Linked DNA regions of Homo sapiens: region 1 is linked to region 2. A link is a contact called in ENCODE Hi-C data. All regions are on one chromosome and are shown on one strand. The core of a region is the stretch at or near the end of the contact, and the rest is flanking DNA. Distances in the headings are between cores, read along the strand shown. Region 1 holds the start of PAM (peptidylglycine alpha-amidating monooxygenase). Region 2 holds the start of RGMB (repulsive guidance molecule BMP co-receptor b).

Region 1 (6,486 bases), core at 663-3,162, 4.0 Mb after region 2:
CTCCTGCCCCTCCACATTTTCTTCTCTCTCTCACACCACAAACTTTCTCTCTGTGACACACACACACACACACACACAGAGGAGAGACGTATTTGAGGGAGGGTCTCAAGTGCTTGCTTTCCTTAACAACCCAGACCAGGAGGAAGAGATAAAGTGACTTAGGAGATGCCTAAAGATGAAGAACAGCCCGGGATCCGTAAACAGACTCAGCTCGGTGTCTTCTCGCACCTTCTCAGAATCAAGTTTCCAAAATGAGGGTCATCCGCCTGCCTTGGAATTTGGGTTGGGAAGTGGATGGAGTTCCTGGACACATGCTCTAGGCCCTGACCAGTCTGGCCACTGCTCACTAGGAATTCTGTTGGGAGGGTGTACAACAGATTTTCCAACTGGTCTACAGCGAGCATCGGTAGTTTCCCTATGGAGAAAATGATTTTCTTTCTGGGAATCCCCCTATAGCCTGAAGGCTTTGCCTCATTTCCCATAGCTCCTCTCCGGTGTACCCCTTCGGTTCGCACTTTCCTACCTTCTTCCCAGTCCACTGGCTTCTCCTTCTTTATCTTCCTCAGTGTCCCTTCTCACAACCTCCCTGCTACCACACCAGATTCTGAAGGGGAGGAGTTGTCTGGAAAGACCAGAGCTGGGTGCTGGGGATCTGGAGCAGCTCGGGACCCGCGCTGCAGGGAGCTGGGATGGGAGAGGTGAGGGAGAGGAGGATGGGACTCTGGGAGAAAGAGAGGGGGCTGGGCTGGCGCTGGGGATGGAAGAGGCGAGGTGAACGCACTCAAGCGGTTACCTGCAGACAGGGAGAGACAGTGGCAAATACCTGCCTTCAATTAAACGCATATCAATTTGTGTGTGGGGTCAGTACTGCACATCATCAAGCCTCTTGGGTATAAAACCTTCCTACTGGAACTCTCCAGCCCCGCCCCCACCACCCCACGCGCGGCTCCCTGCTTTCTCTTGCTTTGGGGTGAGGCTGGGGATGTGGGTGGCTCCAGAGTTCCCTGCCCGCAGTTTAGGGGCGAAGTGATCGGTGTGTGCGCGCTGGGCACTCTGCGGGTTAAAAAGGTTTAGCAGAAAGGGATGCAGATGGAGGCGGGAAGCCAGGCTAAGAAAGGGATACCGACCTCCCTCCTCGGGTCGGAGGTGTGAACTGGGAAGCACTGCGCAGACCTGAGCGAGGTGGCCTGAATCCAGGGGCCGGGCAAGGGGGTGGTGTGAATAGAAATAGCACATTTCCCAGGCTTTCAGCCCCGGTACTCTGCCATCCTTCCAGTTCCATGCACTCAGCCAGGTCTCCAGGCTGGAGCAAGGGCTGGGGGTCAATGGGTCCTTCCTTCTCTCGGGAAACGTTCTTCTGGCGCGAAGCTGGGCGGAGGGAGAGTCGGACATTTTCCTCTGCTTCTCTCAGGGCAGCTGGCGTGGCCACCTCGCAAGGCTGCTTCTAGGGACACGAGACTCGGGAGGGTCAGAGACTTTCAGGCCGGGCCTTCACTCCCTTCCCCGGGGCACTTGGGCAAGAGTTCCAGCTCTTGGCTACCTCTGGCCCGCGCGTGAGTTCAGACACCCAGCACACGCGACCCCCGCAGGGAAACCCCGGGAAGCTGCGCGCAATCGCTGGGGACTCGCCAGGGCTCCACTTCCCAAGCTCCGCGCCCCCTGCGCCCAAAGAGGCAGGGCGGAGCAGAGGCCGCCGGCGTGGAGGAGGCGAGCGCGGGGCTGGCCCGGGAGCCGCCCCCGGGGAGGGACTGAGACCTGCCCCAGGAGTCGAGGGCGAGCGGCGGACCCGGCTGGGCCCGGCGCACGCCGAGGAGAGGGAGCCCCCGCCACCGCCGCTGCCTCCGCGTGCTCAGCCTGTCCCCGCCCAGGGAGCCGGAGCCTCCAACTAACTCCGCCCGCCGCTCCGCCGCCCGCAGGCTCCGGCTTCCGTCCCGGACAGAGCCCGTGGTCGCGCAGGTTGGTGTTGTTGCCGCTGCTGCCGCCACTGCGAGGCGGTCAGGGCAAGGGTGAGGGTGGGGGCGCGGAAGGGGGCCTGGGCTCGGGATCCTGCTGCCACCAATTCCTGGTGCCCCAGGAGGTTGTTGCTTTTTCTCCCGGGCTGCCCGGGTCGGGGGTGGGGGGATGGGGCGGGGATCCAGCGATGCGGCCAGGGAGGATTTTGGGGACTGAGCTATTCTCGCATTTCCCAAACCTCTCTCACGACCCTTCATCACCATTATTAAGTCCCTGGCCAGTTTGTGAGGGGTCGTCCTCCCCTCCGGTCCTTCTCACCTCCGCACTTCTCCTTGTGCCCTCTCCCTAGGGGGTACAATTTGTTCATTCGCCTTTTCTGCCCCCAACTTGGAGAACTCTCCGTGACGCCTAGAAAGCCTCCTCGGTTCTCCGCCCGCCCTTCAGTCTAGTTTGGGGAAGTAGAGGCCGCCGCGGAGTAGCAACCTGGGGTGTGGAGTGGGGGCGAGTGCCGGGAAGCAGTGGAAATTCCTTCCCCTCTTTCTTTCCCGTCCTTGCCCAGCTTTGCTCTCTTCCTGCCGTTTTGCCAGCCTCCGAATGTAATACGCGGGCGAAGGGCGATCTCCAAGGCAGAATGGGAAGTATCCACCACTTGGGATACTAGTTAAGTCTAGGTTCAGTCACCTTCCCAGCTCTGTGGCCTTGGGACCCGCCCCATCGGAACCTGTATGTTGTCATCTGCAAAATATGCGTCAGCTCTGCCTGCCGCTGAGGGTAGTTGTGGGGCTCCCTTGGGATGACTTAGGGTATTACGTGATTTTGAGCACGGTCTCTTGTCTCGTGCAGCTGCCTGATGGCAGGTCCTGTGTTCTGATCGTCTGAGTTCAGGTCCTTTGGCTGAGATGTGATTATCTCTCTGGGTGATTTGGTCAGTAGCTTTGCGGGGCTAAAAGGCATGTGTTCCTGGAGCTGGTCATTGGGGTTCAGAGTTGAAATCGTGTCGTCCCCACCAATCCCTGTGTACAAAGCTATGGACCTTACATCCTGTGCCTTTGTGGTCATAGAAATTCAAGTAGAAGGAAGATCTTATTGGACTTTGTTTGCTTCAGATGTTTTACATTCTTTACAATCGCTTTTCTCTTCTAGGTGCAAACTTAAATTTACTGCTAATTCTAATAATCCAGGAAGGATACTTTCATTTTAGTAAAATCAGACATTTAGCTCAAATAACATGTGACATATTGTTTGTAAATTTTCAGTTTATAATCACAGGCACAAAAAAGCATAGTTCATGCCATTCTAGTTACTTTATAAAGCAAGTAAATGGCCTAAAAAATCAGCTTTACAGGAAGTCAGGGCTGCAGTGAACTGTGTTTATACCACTGCACTCCAGCCTCGGTGACAGAGCAAGACCCTGTCTCAAAAATAAATAATCAGCTTTAGAATTGATATTAAATGGTAAGCCCTGTCGTTCCTGCATTCCTGACTTAATAGGCATTTTCATTCCGCGATGCACTCTGCTATATGCTTTAAAGATATAAAGATATAGAGTATGTTCCTTGTCCTGAAGGGCCTTCCAAGGTAACTTAAAGACTATGTAGTTTTATTTCATATTTTTATATGAACAGTCTTCTAATGACTATACATGGCAAGTAGAATGAGGTCAAGAATGCATTATCAAAGGCCCTTTAAGATCATCATTTGGCCGGCTGCGGTGGCTCACGCCTGTAATCCCAGCACTTTGGGAGGCCGAGGCGGGCAAATCACAAGGTCAGAAGTTCCGTACCAGCCTGGCCGACATGGTGAAATCCCATCTCTACTAAAAATACAAAAAATTACTTGGGCATAGTGGCAGGCACCTGTAATCCCAGCTACTTGGGAGACTGAGGCAGGAGAATCGCTTGAACCTGGGAGGTGGAGGTTTCAGTGAGCTGAGATCACTCCACACACTCCAGCCCTGGTGACAGAGTGAGACTCTCTCAAAAAAAGATAAAACTAAATAAATAAATAGATAAAAAATCATTTGGTGAGTTTGCATAATTGGAAGAAATAACAAGTTTGTTAAGACATTGCTTTCTAAAATAAAATGCCATGTGCTCCTACTTCATCAAGGTGCACTTGGAAATAAAATGAATTCTGTGTTTTTAGAATGAAAGCTTAGGAAAACATTCTACACATGTATGATGTGCTAATCAAATGTTAAAAGCTATAGAAATTTTAATTCTAACTTCCTTCAACTGTATGTTGTGGTTCCCACATACAGTTTTTTTCTCAACTCCTTGAGGAAGGAAATTATAATGCCTAGAAAAAATATACAGAGATTTAATGTAAGATTTTTAATAAGCTGGACCTTAAGGCCTGGTGGGTCCTGAAGTGACTCTGGAAATTTGACTTTAAAAGTTACGAGACTTGGTGAGACTGAGTGTGGTGGCTCATGCCTGTAATCCCAACACTTTGAGAGGCTGAGGCGGGAGTATTGCTTGAGTTCAGGAGTTTGAAACCAGCAACATAGTGAGACCTTCTCTCTACAAAAAATATTAAAAGAAAAAAAAAGCCAGGTGTGGTGGTGCACGCCGGTAGTCCCAGCTACTCAAGAGGCTGAGGAGGGAGGATCTCTTGAAACTGGGAGGTTGAGGCTATAGTGAGCTGTGATCATGCCACCACACTCCAACTTGGGCCACAGAGAGAGGCCCTGTCTCAAAAAAAAAAAAAAAAAAGACTTAGAATTTTGTTTTTTTTTTTTTTTTTTTTTTTTTTTTTTTTTTTCTTGGGGCAAAGAATGAGCAAGAATTCCACCTGGAAAAGATTGACCAGGGATCTTGACTTTCTGTCTAGGTTGTATTTTGTGTGACTCAGTGACATCTCTGATTCTTTTCCTCCTCCTAGGAAGAATTTATCTATCTGCTATGTGCAGAATTTATTAGGCTTTACATACTGGGCTTTGAGGCTTTGATTGGACTCTCACATTAAGGCATGGCAGGCTGAGGGGCAGCCTGAGGGACATAATGTTAACTTTACACTTGGCTTTATTGTTCCATACCTTTGTTTTTCTATTTGTGAAATGAGATTAAAGATCCTTCTTACTGCCCTGGAAGCCGTGTCATCTGGTATAATAGCCATAAATGCTTCTTGTGTGTATAAGAACTTTCTTTACCATTTGAATGCGAAAGCTAATTATTAAAACCACATACAAATAGCTCAAAAGATGGGCTGTGAATAAAGCTGCTGTTGGTGTCATGTGCTCTCAGGTATCCTGGCAGAAATTTCAGTCATCATGTATCCCTACAATTTACTGTGTTGTGGAGAATAAGGCCTTCATTTTATCTGGGGTTGAATGTTTACCTCTCCAAAATGGGAATAATGAAATACTAACCTGAAAGGACTGTTGTCAGCATTAAATGAGCTAATCCATGTGTGGTTCTTAGCACATTGCCAGTATACAGCTATTGCTCTATGACTCAAGTAGTTATTTTAGTTTCTCCAGGGTAGGGGGAGGGGGGAAGGAATGGAATTTCAGTGGTCCACATTTTAAAAATGAATACATATATAAAAATATAAATACACTCTTCCCCAATATTTTGAAATAGCCATTCCTCAGCTAACTTTTTTCATTCATTTATGCAACAAGTGTTTATTCAGCCCACACTAAACGTTTGGCTTTTTCCTAGGCACTGACATACAATGGTATACAAGACAGTTATAGTCACTTTCTTATGACTGAAAGGTCTAGAGAGGGATGCAGATCTGTAAACAGAGAATTATAAATTTATAAAGAAAATTTTTAAAAAATTATAATGCCATATGATTCATGCCATGATAAGGGTAGTGAAGAGAACCTCAGAAGATAGGATAGCAGGGTCCTGGGTAGGTGAATGTCACACAGTGCATCATCTCATCCTAATTGGGTTGGTGGTGGTGAAGGAAAACTTCCTAGCAGCATGAATACATGAAGACCTGAAGCATGAGTGGTAGTTAGCAGCTGAAGAGGTGGGAAGATTGAAAGAGACCAAAGGGAGCATGATGCCTTAGAATGGAAGTCAGGCAGAAAATGTTAAACAATACATAGGTAAGAGCAGGAGGGAGAGGCGTGGCAATCTGGAGAATCCAAGCTGTCTAAAGGGAAAAGTAGATACTCATTTCAGCCAAGTATTGTCAGGTTGGGATGCAGGCCAAGTGTTGCCAGATGCCTTGATTTCTAAAGAGGAGCTTAAAATTCATATTTTATAAATATGAAATCTCCCAAATATGAACTAACCCAAATGTTTTAAAAACTATTCTGTGGGCCAAACCAGACAAATCTGTAGTTGGAATTCAACCTAGGGCCACCACTTTATGACCTCTACATGTAAGAAACTGAGAGGAGTTTAATGTGGCTAAAGGCATAAACCTTAAACGGACAAGCAAGGGAAGCACTGGCTTTGTGGAACTTGCTAAGGAGGGGTGGCCTAATTCTAAGGACAGTGGGTGACATTGAAGACTGAAACAAGATGAGATTTGTGTTACAAGATGCAGTCTAGCTACTGTATAGAGAATGAG
Region 2 (6,409 bases), core at 1,376-3,875:
GTATAGGCTCAGGAAATGAAACTGCATCTTGTTTAGAATCCATTAGTGTTTCTGGCATGTGTTTTAATTCTGTCCACTTGCACGTTCATGCCGTAGTATGCTTTGCTGGATTCTCCGGATGTACTGTTCAGGTCTCCTCCTTCCTTTCTGAAAACAAAGAGAAAGGGAGAAAGAGTACCAGTGGCAAGAAACAGGGTGGATGTGTGAATTACACAAGTCATCAGCCACTTCATGATTTTTTTTCTGATTAAAACATAAAACTTTTATAAGTCACCGATTTTTTTGTTTGTGTTCTAGCTCCCTCCCCGATTTTTCTTTGTACAATATAAAGTCGTTTGTAACTTGCAGCTCACGGGCTTGAGGAGTGGCTGCGGTATAAGCGACTATTCACTACGCTCTTGCTTTCCAAGCCAATTCCTGATCTTGTGAACAGTACGAATTTACCCGCGAGTGTGTCAACTGACCTATGTCTTGAAAATAGGAACCACCTTGCGGTTTACTTGTGAAAATTAGCATTTTCCTCTAGCGGCTGAACACTTATGCAGCAATAAAAAGTGAATTGTTAGGCTTATAAATCTCGAGCTTGTCAAATTTTACAACAGAGGAGCAATAAAGCACCTTATAGAGATGAAGTTTTTCCTCTGAAGAACAGTTCCGTTTAACGACACCAGGATTTGCAATGACTCGAGGACGCCCTCTATTGATAGGAAAATCTAGAGCACCCGTGTACTTATGGAACAGGATATAGGGGGAGGGGAGTAAAAAATCATAGAAAGTCACGAGTGGAAAGACCCAAACCAAACAGAAATTATTGATCCTTAACTATTGAGTATATGCTTTGAAGTATGATCAATAAAGTGAGATGCTGCTTTTATAGGGGTCGAATTAAATCTTGGGTTAAGAGAAAAAAATGTAGTCTTTGTTAGCCAAATACTTTGAAAATCAGTATTATGTTTGATTACTTTTTTAAGATGCTTCTTAGTATGTCATGAACTGTATCTAATTATATGAAGTAATTGCAAGATAGTAAATTTTTGCTCTAATAATACTTAGTCCGCAGCATTATCTAAAAATGTCATATAACTTCCTCCCCAAAAGTCATTTCTCCAGGCAACTGTGAAGCTATTATTAAGCGTATTATGGATATACACAGGCTTGGATTATATTGTGGATAGTGAAAGGTGTGTTTACCCCTTAAGTCATCATAGTATGTAACAAGTAAGTAATGAAAAGTTACAGTAAAAACAGATAGGCATCCTTCATTAGGGACCTAGTGGTTTGGGCAATTCAAAATGTGTCTAATAAGTGAGCTGGTGAGACTGAAGGTTTGCCCCTCAATTATCCTAGTCCATTGATTAGCTCATTTAAACATGTGTGGAATATCAGCATGTCCGTGGTTGATAAGAAATTCCTAATTAGAGATTCTGAGTAACATAGCGGGTACAGTTGCCAACTACGATTTGGATGTTAGTGGATTTTAAATGGCAACCCTGTGCTGTTTGGGGAAAGGCAAAGGCGAGGGCGGTATCAAGTGTCTCTCAGCCTTGAGGTCATTCTTGAGATTAGATACCACTTCACACCTACCGATAACAAATTGGAATCTATCATCAGTCTCATAACTGCTTTTCTGTCTCCACTTGGCAGCCTCTTTCTTTGTAGACAATTGTCTTTTTCCTCACTTTCGGACCCATCCGATCATAAAAGGAGAAAGTGAGCTGCCATTGAATTAATCCGTAGAAATTTGTGGAAAATTTAAATAATCTGTAGAAATTTGTGAAAAAGCCACTGAGCAACAACAAATCGTGGCATAATTACACTGCATAAAAACCCACCACTCTCATTAATTACACTGTAACCGAACGTTGAAGTTTGCCCACTCTTAGACCTCTCCTTGCCGCTTTCAGGAAGGGAAATGTCAAACTAGAACACCTGAGCCTCGCACAGCTGCCAGCGAATTCCGGCGGCAGTTCGCGGGTACCTTCCCAGCCCATCCTATCTGCTCCGGACCGCGGGTGACATTCAGATTTCCAACACCGCCCCGAGCTTGCTTTACCAGACACCCTCAAACGACTCGGAACGCGGTTCCGCAGATGTGATTGGCTGAAAGGGGACCTGCCGCGCGGCGCTCTGTAAAAGCGCCTGCTTCCTCCAAGGAGGTGGAGCTGAAGCTGGCAGGGCCAGGGCAGGGAGGGGTAATTAAATTAAAAAAAAAACTTGGAGGGAAGATGAATCGGATCACATTAATTCAAGGAGAGGTCAAAGGCCGGTACCTTTGTAACGCCGGCGAGAGTAAGACTTGCGGTCGCCCATTTCTGTTGGGCGCGAGGAAACAGTAAATCGCGGAAGGGGGTAGAGGGGGAAGGAAAGGGAGCGCGAGGCAGCATGCGGCGCAGGAGAGAGGACTTGGAGTCGATGGACAGGGAACTCGAATTACACTGAGCGGGCGGGGGAGAGGGCCCTCTGGGTCCTGCGATTGGCAGGCTGAGTCGGGCTGACGTGCGGTCACAACCAATGGGGAGGAAGGGAGGGACACGGCGGGGGATTATGGCGTCGTGGATTGGCGGGCACAGGGCGGGGCGGGACGGCAGTGCGGGACTGAGATTGATCGACCGCGGGGGCTGCCGCGCAGAGATATCCGGGCCGCCGGTGGGTGGTCGCTAGGGCTGGGCCAGCCTCTTGGAGGTCCACGCCCGCCGAGCCCACGCTGGCTGGGGCCGGGGTGCCGGCGCGCTCGGGACTCGTCTCAGCAGTCGCTCACGGTCTTTGTGTCTTCTCTTCCGCCCCTTTCCCTGCCTGCCGCCTCCGGCCGCCACGATGCCCCTGCGCCCCGCTGCTGCCGCCGCGGACTGGCTGCGCCGGCTGCGCGCTGCTTGCTGCGGCGGTGGTGGCGCCCCATCTGCTACACGGGCCTGAAGAAGGAAGAAGAGGAAGCGAAGCGCGCCCCCCGGCCCATGCCGCAGCCACGGGCCCAGACCCGCCACGGCGCCCGCGCCGCCGCCCTCGCCGGAGCCCACGAGACCTGCATGGACGGGCATGGGCTTGAGAGCAGCACCTTCCAGCGCCGCCGCTGCCGCCGCCGAGGTTGAGCAGCGCCGCAGCCCCGGGCTCTGCCCCCCGCCGCTGGAGCTGCTGCTGCTGCTGCTGTTCAGCCTCGGGCTGCTCCACGCAGGTAGGACGGGAGCGCGCGAGGGGAGCCAGCCCCGGGGCCTAGGGCTTTGTTCCCAAATAGCCCCAGGTCTCGAAGGCGCTCGCCGGGGCGGAAGGGCGGCGTGGCGCAACGGGAAAGGCCTCCCGAGCCCCTGACACGCACCTCTGTCGGGCTCCGGGCCACAGTAACGCAGCCACCCACCGGGCGGCCGCCGGGCGCAGAGACGAGCCTTCTCTCCACCCTCCCCGCCTTCGGCTCGGACCGCTGACAAATCTCCCCTCCGACAGCCGCTTATCAAACATTTAGCGGGCGGGGGCCGCGCGCCCGAGACAAATGTTCCGGATGCTTTATTGCTCTCTGCGCTGGTGTTTACTGAAAGTCAGGCTCGGATCAGGTTTCCGCCGTCGCAGCCGCCTCGGAGGGAGACAAGGAGCCTTGTGCTGCTTTTCTGGAGTTGGGGGTGGCGGCGAGGCGAAGGAAGTACACCAGATGGAAAGATTTTTACCAGATTTTGCAAACCTGGGAGTTAATCTCGAAGTAACGTCAACTTTTTTGAGCAGGGATTTCTTTCGTTTTGGCAAAAGCTGCGTTTGTTCAGCGATCAGCCTCCCGGGAAAAGCTCGTGTTTTGTGACTAGCCGGGTGTCTTCGGGCTCCGTGAGGGGTTGACAGATAACCATGCTGCCTTCTGGAGGTCGGCGCTTCCCCAGCCTTGAGGCGTATGTTCCAAGGGAAGTAAGCCTGCAAATGAGCCTTCTACCATGTGATACCTATTTTTCTTTTTAAAAAATCGTTTCATGAAAATCCAGGACGCTCTTCACACTATTTTTTTCTAGGAATTTGCCTAGACAAAGAATTTTTTTTAATGCTAAGGTTGAAAGGGTCATTTTCCTTTAGTCTTGAGAACAAACAGCATTAGATAAGTTTCTTTTCCTTCCAGACCTTTTTTGTCCTGTATATATGAGACACTTCACAACGTTCTGGTCTGGAGAATCCTGAACTTCGATGCCACCCAACTGTGCGGAGTAATTTTTACTTATTAAACCATACCCGCCATGCTAAAAATCAGGGAGGTCTTTTAAGTAATGGGGGGGAAAATGTGACATCTGAGGAGACTTAATTTACTTTGCGTAGCTTTGCATTATGATGTAATAGCTGCTTTTTAACACCGACAATTAGGGAAAAGACGGCTTAATAAAAAAGTGTAATAGAAAGTTTTAGGATGATTACGGCTTTCAATTAGTAACCTAAGAACCTTAGAAAATAGTGTCAATCTGCATGTAGTTACGTGGAAAATTTTTCTTGACATGTTAAAAGATATATTCAGGAGTGTTTGTGCGAAAAATATGTGTCCATAATACCAAAATGTAAGTTTCATGAAATGGAAATTGTGCTAGGTGGGATTGTGTCCCCCTTGGCTGCTTGGATATTGTTTCCCATAGTTGCCATAGGATCCTGTGACAGAATTGGAATGTGGTCCCTGAAGGTTTCTTTGCTAGCCCGTGAAAGGCATACTAAGTTGGCTTAAAGGTTTAGAAAAGTAGGGTGTCTTCGTTCAAGAATTTGGAATGTGAAGCTCCCAGTATCTTCATGTGTCCTCATTTAAGTCACCATTAGATTCAGCCCAACAATGTGGTAAGCGATTTCTATGGACAACTTGTTGGAGTGAAGCGATTAATCCTGTTAAAGAAAAGAACGCTCCTTTTGAGAGATTTCTTTGAAGAGTGGTGCTATTTAAATGCCCGGGTTGTTTCTCAGATAAGGGAACCCAGCAAGAGTGCCAGTGCTCTTTGCAGATGGACTACTATATGTTTTATGCCTGGATCCTTATCATCTGCCTCAGCACCCCATATGGCTCCACATTTCACTTAATTCAGCTTCAGAATACCTCATTTCTTTTATTATAAACTGGTGATTGTGCTGCAGATTCACACGTGTAGTCCTGGTGTTAAAGAAACTGTCTTGAATGGTGAGGTCTTTATGTCTGATTCATTCAAAAATGATGAAATGAAAGCTCTAGACCCACAAATGCTTTAGCATGTTCAGTAACTGGTGTGAAAATACTGTCACACTGATCACAGATAATCTGACCCAAAAATAGAGAAATCTGTAGCTGCAGAGTTTTAATTCTGCCCTTGGGGAATGAAAAGAGTATGAAAAGAGTACCTTTAGTTGCTTTATTTTATTTTATTTTTTTTAAGCAAACCTCTGCAATTCCTGAATAGAGATCCAATATGGGAGTTACTTGCTTACTCATACACTTCATGGCCTTCTTGGCTACATCCTTGAGATTGTTTCTGCTCCGCATTGTCTTGGCATTTTGACAGGAGGCTTACTTTACCGCCTATAACAGGCAAAGTGTGCGTTGTCGTTATAAATTCATGAAGCCTGGATATTTCTGGGTGTATGCTACAAATTAGTCATTATATAGAAGCCCACAAGGCAGCTGAAAATGCTGACCCAATCGCACTTTCTATTTAGCCCTCTTCGCTCCCATCATCTCTGTAGCAGAAGGCTGTTGGAAGCCTTAGCCAAAGCAAAAGAACCCCGGGAGATCTGTTTGATTTGAGATTTGTTTAAGCAGTCAGCACCTACCTGCTATGAAAGAGGGAAAGGTTTAGGCCGGGCGCTGTGGCTCACGCCTGTAATCCCAGCACTTTGGGAGACTGAGGCGGGCAGATCACCTGAGGTTGGGAGTTCAAGACCTGCCTGACCAACATGGAGAAACCCTGTCTCTACTAAAAATACAAAATTAGCCGGGTGTGGTGGCGCGTGCCTGTAATCCCAGCTACTAGGGAGGCTGAGGTAGGAGAATCGCTTGAACCTGGGAGGCGGAGGTTGCAGTGAGCCGAGATCGCGCCACTGCTCTCCAGCCTGGGCAACAAGAGCAAGACTCCGTCTCAAAAAAAAAAAAAAGGAAAGGAAAAGGTTTGGGGGGTTGCAAGGAAGGTATGAAAAGGGAGCTGGGAATCTAAATTCCACTTTTCTTTCCTTCTGAATGGTTCCATCTGCATTTCCATACTGTTCGTTTGATATTTTATGACTATTTGAAATAATTATAAAGAAACGTATGCTCGGATAGATTTTATAGACCATAAAAAGAACAAATAGGCACTGCAAGTTTAGCGGGAAGTTCTTGTGCTGTCATTTATCCGTAGTCTTAAGAGCTCTTCATTACTGAGACCTTGGCCCCATATTTATTTTCTTGCTTTCTGTGTATCTGATTTTAAAAGAAAAAAAATGCAATAGCTACTTAAGTCTT

What was found. A loop is a pair of places that touch in the nucleus more often than their neighbours do. Pooled maps may share reads with other maps.
Region 1: a map of B cell shows a loop between it and region 2 (15-fold over the local background). The contact joins the promoter of PAM here to the promoter of RGMB in region 2. A Hi-C loop is called at or near these places in 3 of 168 maps with a recorded cell type or tissue (B cell, CD4-positive, alpha-beta memory T cell and naive thymus-derived CD4-positive, alpha-beta T cell), 1 of 37 single-sample maps with no recorded cell type and 10 of 50 pooled maps.

What each region holds. Positions count from the first base shown.
Region 1 is chr5:102,753,393-102,759,878 of GRCh38, forward strand. It overlaps PAM (peptidylglycine alpha-amidating monooxygenase), which reads left to right and starts at 1,913. Exons shown (of 26, transcript NM_001177306.2): 1 at 1,913-1,956. RefSeq lists enhancers at 942-1,467, 2,475-2,975, 2,547-2,636 and a silencer at 1,607-2,156.
Region 2 is chr5:98,771,038-98,777,446 of GRCh38, forward strand. RGMB (repulsive guidance molecule BMP co-receptor b) reads left to right here and starts at 2,626. Exons shown (of 3, transcript NM_001366508.1): 1 at 2,626-3,169. The coding sequence starts at 3,034. It overlaps RGMB-AS1 (RGMB antisense RNA 1), which reads right to left and starts at 2,047. Exons shown (of 2, transcript NR_033932.1): 1 at 1,585-2,047; 2 at 1-147. RefSeq lists enhancers at 2,203-2,252, 2,988-3,487, 3,743-3,862 and a silencer at 2,473-3,102.